2 separate regions of the Homo sapiens genome follow, and region 2 is linked to region 1. A link is a contact called in ENCODE Hi-C data. All regions are on one chromosome and are shown on one strand. The core of a region is the stretch at or near the end of the contact, and the rest is flanking DNA. Distances in the headings are between cores, read along the strand shown. Region 1 holds the start of MFGE8 (milk fat globule EGF and factor V/VIII domain containing). Region 2 holds the start of PLIN1 (perilipin 1).

Evidence for each region. A loop is a pair of places that touch in the nucleus more often than their neighbours do.
Region 2: a loop to region 1 is called in a map of gastrocnemius medialis, with 4 times the contacts of the local background. The contact joins the promoter of PLIN1 here to the promoter of MFGE8 in region 1. A Hi-C loop is called at or near these places in 1 of 168 maps with a recorded cell type or tissue (gastrocnemius medialis).

The regions. Positions count from the first base shown.
Region 1 is chr15:88,910,857-88,915,847 of GRCh38, forward strand. It overlaps MFGE8 (milk fat globule EGF and factor V/VIII domain containing), which reads right to left and starts at 2,523. Exons shown (of 8, transcript NM_005928.4): 1 at 2,391-2,523. The coding sequence starts at 2,463. RefSeq lists an enhancer at 1,733-2,264.
Region 2 is chr15:89,676,597-89,681,587 of GRCh38, forward strand. It overlaps PLIN1 (perilipin 1), which reads right to left and starts at 2,771. Exons shown (of 9, transcript NM_002666.5): 1 at 2,655-2,771; 2 at 849-907. The coding sequence starts at 893. It overlaps PEX11A (peroxisomal biogenesis factor 11 alpha), which reads right to left. Exons shown (of 3, transcript NM_003847.3): 3 at 4,939-4,991.

The DNA.
Region 1 (4,991 bases), core at 1,273-3,772:
AACCTTCCTTCACCCTCCTCACCATTGTCCACCAGGGGGGAGAAAAAATAAAAATAAAATAAAAAACAAGAAACAAGAAACAGAGATTCTCAAGTGTGAGATGGGAGTGGGAAAGTCAGTTCCAATTGCGGGATGAAGAAGGCTGAAAAGGCCCATGTGCAGACATGCCGCTGAGCTCTCCCAGGGTGGGGAGCATCTGGTAGCTGCAGACAGGTCCCTCTGGCTGAAATGCAGAAATCCCACTGAAGAGGGTGAAGGTGGAGAGCAGGAGAGCATGGTGAGAGAGGAAGTCAGGGCAGAGGAGTGAAAAGGAAGGGTGATTTCAGAACCACCAGGGGGCAAGGGCTGGAGAGGCCACCAGGGCTTCTGGATGGGAACCTGGATGACAGATGTACACTATCAGCCCCGGTGGTGGAGAACACAGGAGAAGGAACAGGAGGGCCTGTCCTCAATCCCTTGACTCTGGTGGGTCGGCCGGGCCCAACAGGAGTCCTCTAGCCGACATTAGCATCCCAGAAGGGCTGCCCCAGACCCTACACCCAAATCTGTCATTTGGAGCAAGACATGAGACATCTTTTTGCCTTGGCCGGGCATGGTGGCTCACACCTGTAATCCCAGCACTTTGGGAGGCCGAGGTGGGAGGATCATGAGGTCAGGAGATCCAGATCATCCTGGCTAACACGGTGAAACCCCGTCTCTACTAAAAATACAAAAAATTAGCCGGGCCGGGCGTGGTGGCAGGTGCCTGTAGTCCCAGCTACTTGGGAGGCTGAGGAAAGAGAATGGCATGAACCCAGCGGGCGAAGCTTGTAGTGAGCCAAGACCGCGCCACTGCACTCCAGCCTGGGCGACACAGCAAGATTCCATCTCAAAAAGAAAAAAGAAAAAAAAAAAAACCTTTTTGCCTCCCCCTCAGAGTCACCCATCTAAGGCTGGAGAGTCCTCCTGAAATCTCAAAGCCCCTTCATCCCACTCCAGGGAAGGCAACAACACCATTAATGAGCGATCTGCCCTCAGAGCTCCCCCTCCAGGGGCCTCAGGAGCTTAAAGTGGCTCCCAAGGAGCTATTAGTCATTGGCTTTAAATAGCAGGTAATCCTTCCTCTGACCTGGCAGGCGGGGGCGAGCATTGACACAGACAGAGGCTTGGGTTGGGAATGGACTCTTCCCTCCCAACTGCACCGGCCCTCTCCCTACACTGCTCCAGGGCAAAACGGTCCAGTGGGAAAAAGGGAAAGGGAAAGGTGTACTCTACCCAGCCACGTTACCTGTGTGTAAGATAGGTATGGTGTTTCCTCCTTCTGGAAAAGGCCACATCACCCTGTATAAAAACATCTTTGGGACTTCAGAGTCCTGCTCTTTCGGGGACTTTCCAGTAACATTTGGCCAGAGTTCAGGTTGGGGGGTACAGGGAAGAGTAGAAAGGGGCTAAGAAGATCCAGCTGTCTTTCATGGTGGCCGGGGAGGGCCAGGAGCTCCCAAGTTCCTGGGAGCTTGGAGCACTCTGGAAGCTCTAGCCCCGAGGGTCAGGCAGATCACAGGACATAGGGCTGGGGCTCAGCTGTTACCTACCTTGCTTCAGTCAATCCCATTTCTATGAGAAAATGATGGAGGGGCCACCTAAAGAGTCCTGGCCCTGACTCCCTCCCAGCGCTCCACGGTGAATGGCACGGGGCATCCGCAAGTCCAGCCTGCAAGGGGCCCAGCTGGCCTCCGGAGGCCTCCTGGGAGGCGGAGGAGGACCGGGGAAGATACAGCAGCCGGCCAAGGCCGCGGGAGGGAGGGAGTCAGGAGACTCCCATCAGCAGGCAGCCCTCTTCCAAGCTCCTCGAAGCCTCTGGGTCCCCTCCCGGGCCCCACTTACGGCCTGCGTCCATTGCACCGACTCCCCGGCCCTTCCCTTATGTGACCAGGCACGGACAATTGGGAGCGCAAAAATCCAATGAACTGTCCAGCCAACTGGAGTTGGCAGGGAGATGGCCAGGACAAAGTTATCCAGACAAGACTTATCCATACTAGAGTCCTAGAATCTCCCAGGTGGAAGGGGTTCGAAAGTCAAACGCAGTTCCCTGGCCTCATTTTTCACCAGGGAAAAGAGAGGCCCGACACAGCGGATTCCTTTGTCATTATCTGTAAGCCGCATCCCTGGGGGCGGCAGGGCTGTCACCCGATGTCCCGAGTCCCAGCCCAAAAGCCCCAGCGCAGAGACAGCAGGGCCGCATCCCCCTGTCCCGCCAGGGCGCAGCGGAAGAAGCCGCCCCTCTGCCCAGCCCGGTCCCCGGGGCTTTGTCTAAGTTTGTCAACAGTGGAGGTGGAGGGCGGGCGCCGGGCAAACTTCCGAGCGGCGCGGGGAGGAGGGGCGAGGGGCAGAGGGCGGCGCGATCCACTCACCCAGGGCGACGAGGAGGCTGGGGGCGCAGAGCAGCGCGCCGCACAGCGCGGCCAGCAGGCGGGGGCGCGGCATGCTGCGGGGACGCGGGCGCTGGAATGGGCACGCTGGGCTGCTCAGACCCCGCGGGGTTCTGGCGCCTTCTCCTCTGGGACCGGAATAAATCAGGCGGCTCAGCACCTCCCACTGGCCGTGCGCTCCGCCCAAGCTGGCCAGAGGCGGACTGGGGGCGGGGCTCCGCGGCTGGGAGGGAATTGGTTGAAAGGAATTGGGGGGCGCGGGGGTGGTCCGCGATATCTGCCTCTTCCGCCACTGCCACACCGGCGTCCCGCGTCGTGCCAACGGCCGGGTCACGAGTCTTGAGTCTGTTGGGCGGGAAAAGTTCAGGAGTTTTGTTTTTAAGATTTTTAGACTTGAAAAGATGCTAACTCTTTATTCATAATCAGATAGATGCAAATTAAAACTACAATGAGCATCGTGTTTCCCTTCTCGGATCGGCAAGTATCAAGATGTTAACAAGGTTAGTGGAGGCTGTGGGGAACAGGTCCAAGCATGCTTCGCTGAAGACAGTATAAATTAGTTCAACTTCCCTAGAGGGCTATTTGGTAACACCTATCAAAACGACAAATGCTGACACCTTAAGACCTAGCATTTCCACATAGAGAGATTCATTCTACAGAAACTCCCATGTGCAAAATGACAGATATACAAAGATAGCATAGCAACATTGTCTGAAATGGTAAAATACTAAAAAAAAAAAATCAGCGAAGGTTTCTGTAAAGGGCCTAATAGAAAATGTTCTCTGATATGTAGGCCCTGAGTCTCTGTAGCAGCTATTCATCTCTGCCTTTGTTGCAAGAAAGGCACCATAGACAAAATGCGAGGAAATGGGCACCTGTTTGCCGAAAGGGAATAAAACAAAGCAAGCCTGTCACCGTTGACTTTTTACTAAATGATTTGTACTTATCATGTGCAAATATTACCTGTTTACAAATAAGTGATTTTAATAATAGTGTTTTGGCTGGGTGCGGTGGCTCACACCTGTAATCCCAGCACTTTGGGAGGCCGAGGCACGTGGAACACCTGAGGTCGGAGTTCAAGACCAGCCTGGCCAAGATGGTGAAACCCCGTCTCTACTAAAAATACAAAAATTAGCCGGGCGCAGTGGCAGGTGCCTGTAATCCCAGCTACTCGGGAGGCTGAGGCAGGAGAATCGCTTGAACCCAGGCGGCAGAGGTCCCAGTGAGCCGAGATCATGCCACTGCACTCCAGCCTGGGTGACACAGTGAGACTCTGTCTCTAATAATAATAATAATAATAATAATAATAATAATAATAATAATGCTTCAGGCTGGGAGTGGTGACTCAAGCCTGTAATGCCAGCTCTTGGGGAGGCCGAGGTAGGCATATCACTTAAGCTCAAGAGTTCGAGACCTTCCTGGGCAACATGGCAAAACCCTGTTTCTACAAAAAAAGAAATACAAAAATATTCCAGGCGCATGCCTGTAGTCCCAGCTACTCAGGAGGCTGAGGTGGGAAGATCGCTTGATCCCAAGAGGTCGAGGCTGCAGTGAGCCACGATTGCACCACTGCACTCCAGCCTGGGCAACAGAGCGAGACTGTCTCAAAAAATAATAACAATACTAATACTAATAAGTATTTAAGTCAGACTAGCCAACAAACAAAATAGAACAGTCACACATCTCCCCTCCTAGCTGTGTTGAGACCTAAGTTGGGACTAGAGTCCACTGGCAAGATGCCCTTCTTAAAATATTCAGAAGCGGGTACTGGGCGTGGTGGCTCATGCCTGTAATCCCAACATTTTAGGAGGCCGAGGCAGGCGGATCACGAGGTCAGGAGATCGAGACCATCCTGGCTAACACAGTGAAACCTCGTCTCTACTAAAAATACAAAAAAAAAATTAGCCGAGCGTGATGGTGGGTGCCTGTAGTCCCAGCTGCTCAGGAGGCTGAGGCAGGAGAATGGCGTGAGCCCGGGAGGCGGAGCTCGCAGTGAGCCGAGATCGCGCTACTGCACTCCAGCCTGGACAACAGAGCAAGACTCCGTCTTAAAAAAAAAAAAAACATATATATATATATGGGGAAAAGACATATAGGATCAACTCAATAATCACAGAAAAAGCATTTGATAATATCCAACACGTCTTCGTGATAAAACACTCAACAAACTAGAAGTGAAAGGGAGCTTCCTCAACCTGATTTTTAAAAATCTATGAAAAACCGATGGGTACAGTGGCTCACGCCTGCAATCCCAACACTCTGGGAGGCTTAGGCGGGCAGATCAGCTGAGGTCAGCAGTTCGAGACCAGCCTGACCAACATGGTGTAACCTGGTCCCTACTAAAAATACAAAAAGTAACCAGGCATGGTGGTGCACACCTGCAATCCCAGCTACTCAAGAGGCTGAGGCACAAGAATCGCTTGAATCTGGGAGGCGGCAGTTGCAGTGAGCCGAGATTGCACCCCTGCTCTCTAGCCCGGGTGACACAGTAAGACTCTGTCTCAAAAAAAAAAAAAAAAGTGTGTATATATATATATATATGTATATATATATATATGTGTATATATATATGTATATATATAT
Region 2 (4,991 bases), core at 1,521-4,020, 770 kb after region 1:
TAGACTATGACTATAAACAAGAAAACATTCTTTTTAACATTTTGGACGAGGCTTCAGAGGTTGTTTTACACAAAACCGAAGGAGGAAAGAGATCCTGGGAAGGGAATAAACCACCGTCTGTTAGAATGGCTTAACCATGTACTTGACCATTTTACGCCTCTCTCTGTTCTATGATTCAATACAAAACAAAGTGATTCCTAGTGCAGGAGTTAGTAAAAGCGTAACTTGGGCAAGGTGGATATTGCACAGGTTCATAATTTTTAAGTTTCACTATCCGAACTGTGCCCAAATCTGAGATGCCTTGCCAGGAGCCATCAAGCATCCCTAAAAGTATCAAATCACTTCAAGTCACAGTGAAAACCAGGTCAGAGATAGAACACCAGACACATGGAATATCCCACCCTTCCCCCCACACAGCAGCACAGGCTGTGCACCGTCTAACTCCGACAGGTGACATTTGCCGTTATGAATGATGCTGGAGACACAGAATACAGTGGCTCTGCACTGAATGCACATCCAGCTGGGTGGTGGACAGAGCATGGGCTTCTGCGTCAGGGTTTAAACAGTAGTTTCCTTCCTCTCCACTCCCCCCGTCCCTAAGCCAGGATTTCTGTCCCTTTTTTTCAAGGTGCTTAATTTTTAATAGGCATCTTTTTTTCCCCTCCCAGATCCTCCAACTGCCCCCTACAAAAGGTGGTGAGGGCAAGAATAACTAAGCCATGGTAGTCAATGAACTAGGATTATAATCTGGGAATATCTTGCTCTAAGTCCCCTGCATCTCCCCTCCCTGCTTCTTCCTCCTCCCTCAGTTGTCCATCCCCTGTCACAGATGAGCCCAAGTTACTTACAGGGAGGTCTCCATCCAGCAAGGTGAGGCCTTTGTTGACTGCCATCCTCGCTCCTCAAGCTGCAAAACAGAGTCCCAGGTCCCATCAGAAGCCCTCAGGCTTGAGCTCCACTGGGTCACTTCCCTACCTCTCATGGCCACCAACTAGGCCCAGGCTGCCTGGGGGCCCATTTGCCCTGAACAGAAGGCATTAGGTTGGAGGGTGAATATCACACACAATAGCCCCACTCCTTAGGGTCCCATAGCAATGAGTTGCTCCATAGCTTACTTGTCAAGACTGATGTTTCTTTCTTTTTCTTTTCTTTCTTTCTTTTTTTTTTTTTTTGAGATGGATTCTTGCTCTGTTGCCCAGGCTGGAGTGTAGTTGCACAATCTCGGCTCACTACAACCTCCGCCTCCCGGGTTCAAGGGATTCTCCTGCCTCAGCCTCCCAAGTAGCTGGGATTACAGGCGCCCACCACCACGCCCGGCTAGTTTTTTTTTTTTTTTCTGTTTAGTAGAGATGGGGTTTCACCATGTTGGCTAGGCTGGTGTCGAACTCCTGACCTCAAGTGATCCACCTGCCTAGACCTCCCAAAGTGCTGGGATTACAGGCATGAACCACCACACTGGCTAATTTTTGTATTTTTAGTAGAGATGGGGTTTCATCATGTTGGCCAGGCTGGTCTCGAACTCCTGGCCTCAAGTGATCTGCCCACCTTGGCCTCCCAAAGTGCTGTGATTACAGGCAAGAGCCACCATGCCCGGCCAAGAATAATGTTTCCTATAAGAGTTCAGGTTAAGAGGCCAGGCGCGGTGGCTCAGGCCTGTAATCCCGGCACTTTGGGAGTCCAAGGCAGGCAGATCACCTGAGTTCAGGAGTTCAAGACCAGCCTGGGCAACATGGTGAAACTCCGTCTCTGCTAAAAATACAAAAATTAGCCAGACGTGGTGGTGGGCAGCTGTAATCCCAGCTACTTGGGAGGCTGAGGCAGGAGGATCGCTTGAGCCTGAGAGGTGGAGGTTGCAGTGAGCTGAGATCCTGCCACTGCACTCCAGCCTGGGTGACAGAGGGAGACTCTGTCTCAAAAAAAAAAAGGAGTTCAGGTTAGGAAATAAAAAATGCAGGTAGCCATAAGAGATAAAAAGTTTTAGATAAAATCTTAAGGCTCTTAAATGAGGGTCCAAAAGAGACTAAAACAAGAAGTTTCAAGCTGGGTGCACTGGCAAGCACCTGTAATCCCAGCTACTGAGGCTGACATGGGAGAATTGCTTGAGCCCAGGAGTTTGAGATCAGCCTCGGCAATACAGTGAGATGCCCATCTCTAAAAAAATAAATAAACAAGTTAAAGGTTTCATCTTTGAAAAGGCTCTGGGTTAATTCCTCTATTTCTCTCTTTCTCTCTGTCTGTCCCTCTCCCCCTCTCCCTATCTGTTTTTTGAGACAGGGTCTCAATCTGTTGCCCAGGATGGAATGTGGTGGCACGATCATGGCTCAATGCAGCCTTGACCTCCTGGGATCAAGGTACCCTCCCACCTCAGCCTCTCATGTAGCTGGGACTACAGGCATGCACCACAATGCAGGGCTAATTTTTTCTCTTTTTTTATAGAGACAGGATCCCACTGTGTTGCCCAGGTTGTTCTTGAACTCCTGGGCTCAAGTGATCCACCTGCCTTGGCCACCTGCAGTGCTGGGATTAAAGGCATGATCCACTGTGCCTATCCAATTCCTCTATTTCTAGATTCTGGTATCTATACCAGAATCTCTCCCTCAGTAGTTTCCCTGCAGAGTTTTTCATCCCCAGCAAAATCCCCAAGAGGCCCTTACCTTCAACTTCTTCCCTTTAATGTTCATAAACAAGCCATGTAAGGCAGGTGCCCCAGGACCCCAACACTCACTCCGGCTGACCGCCACCTCAGTCTCACAGAGCCCAGGCTGCAGAGTGTCTCCTCAGGCAGAAACAATTCCTGTCACTCCTGGGAGGCTTGGGCAATGCTGCTTCCACCTCCCAGCTAGAGGAGGGCAGAGAGGGAGAGACAACAGGGTCAGCCAGTTGTCATGGTTATATGACCCAGGGTTCCCCAGGCATATCCTAACTTCTCTAAGGACATTTAGCAAACAAGGAGGTAGGTGGCAGAGCTGAAGGAGATCCAGGCTCAGAGGACTTAGTATTCCAGAGCCATGAAGCATCAGTTCTGTAATGTTCCTGCCCTCAATTCACAAAAATCTGCTTTCCAGAAAGAAGGTATAGGGATAGACATCATTAAACTCAAAAGCTCTAAAGTTCTATATACCTCTGCAATCTTTTGGCTCCTTTTCCATAGAGGGTCTTGTGGGAGTTTTCAATCCATTTCTCTCATCTTTTCTTATTTACTAGCAAGACTGAATGCTGAACAGTAAAATTTAAACCCACACAGAAGAGTTCATCTGAATGTATTCATCTTTGATTATGGAGATAAATTGCCCTCAGTGAAGAAGCGACAGAGCCGGGAGTTGAGTTTTTGACAATATAGCCTTTGAGTTGAGGGAGGAATTCCCACTTCTTAGAATTCAAAAAAATTTATTGAACTTTACCTGGCCTAAGATGCTACCAGAATGAAGAGTAGGAGAGCCAAGTAGATTTTTATTCTCCTGGGTCTGGATAAGCGACAGTGTTGACTAGGATTCTATCACTAATCAAGAGCACCCAGACAGCCAAGAATTAGCACCACTCAACCCTTCTTTACCCAGGACTCAAGCACAAGCCCAAGTTCTAGTTCCTGGCTTTAGATATGATGGAGGACTATGGTATAAGCCATAGCTTTCAGATTAACTAAGAAGGGCCTCTTCATGAAAACAGACAATAGGAAAACAAAACTTATTTTCTTTGTTGCTGGTGGAATTATATGTATTGTTGACTCTGTTAAGTCACACAGTGTGGGCAAGAGAAGAAAGAGGCAGGGGTGGGGAATTATGAAAGATCCTTGGTAATAAATTACGTATCTGTGATGCAATAAAGTAGGGAATGAGAAGGCAGGAAAGGGAGGAGTCAAGCAGGGAGGCTTCAAAGGAGTAATACGCTATACGTTTAATACTTATTGATCCAACCTGTGCTTTTCAAATGTAAGGCAGTAGAGAAGACAAAGTATTTAAAGAAGTGGCCTCTGCCCTCACCTCAAGGTTCAGCACAAATTATCTGTGAGGCTGTGACTGGACAGCAACCTGAGCCAAAGGGCAGTTTTCAGCCTTCAGAGTAGTGGCTTTGGGCCAGAGGGAACATAGGGCTTTGTGCCTGAAAGCTCTGCCAAATCAAATAGTCCTTTGGCTGCTTTAGCTGGGAGTGCAGAATGTGGGTGAGAGGTGAGAAGTGGTGAAAGGGCCTAGGAGAGTCCCGAGGGAAGACAGAAGTGTTAGTTTTCTAGCAGTAGCTTGCAGGGCATAGAGTTCTATCTTCTTTCCTTCTCCGTACCTACCTGCTTTCCCTACCCCTCCACCAAGTGAGAGCAGGGACCTAGGTCATCTTGCTCACAAGTGGATACCCAAAACCATGCATGGCACTCAAACATTCATTGTTGAATAAATGAATTGTCAGGCAACAATGCTCAGTTGTGAATGTGCTGGGCTGTACATCTACGAAGAACTTCTTCGATTTTTGGCATCCCTCATGAATGTGGAGGCTCTGGGGTGGAAAACATTAGTTACAAAGAAGGATTCACAGGGTGGTACCAGGACACCATTAAGGTTTACACAAACCTCTTAGAAGAGGTAGTATTTCCCAAACTCCCCACCACTCACCATTGCAGAGGACAAAAGTACCAAGATGGATACCACTGTAACATAACATACCACCATGAATTCAAGGCAGACTTACCTAGGCAGAAGCCAGCCAGCGATTGACAGGGCTACTGTAGAGCACCATCTCCATGGCAGCAGTCTAGATGAGTTCATTTCAGAGGTCCCTCTCAACCCAGAGGCTCTACATCTCAATCTTTCTCCATCCTCCTCCTCAGCCTGGATCTTCTAGCCCAGAGCTCGCTGTACCAACTGTGTAGGCTGATTGAGGATTATCTGATGGATTGCCTTATGTTTAACTCTTCTCTCTTCCCAGAACACACTCACAGACACAAGTCAATTTTGTCTAGAAATTTATTGAACATAGTTAATCTATTACAGTAGAGGATCTGG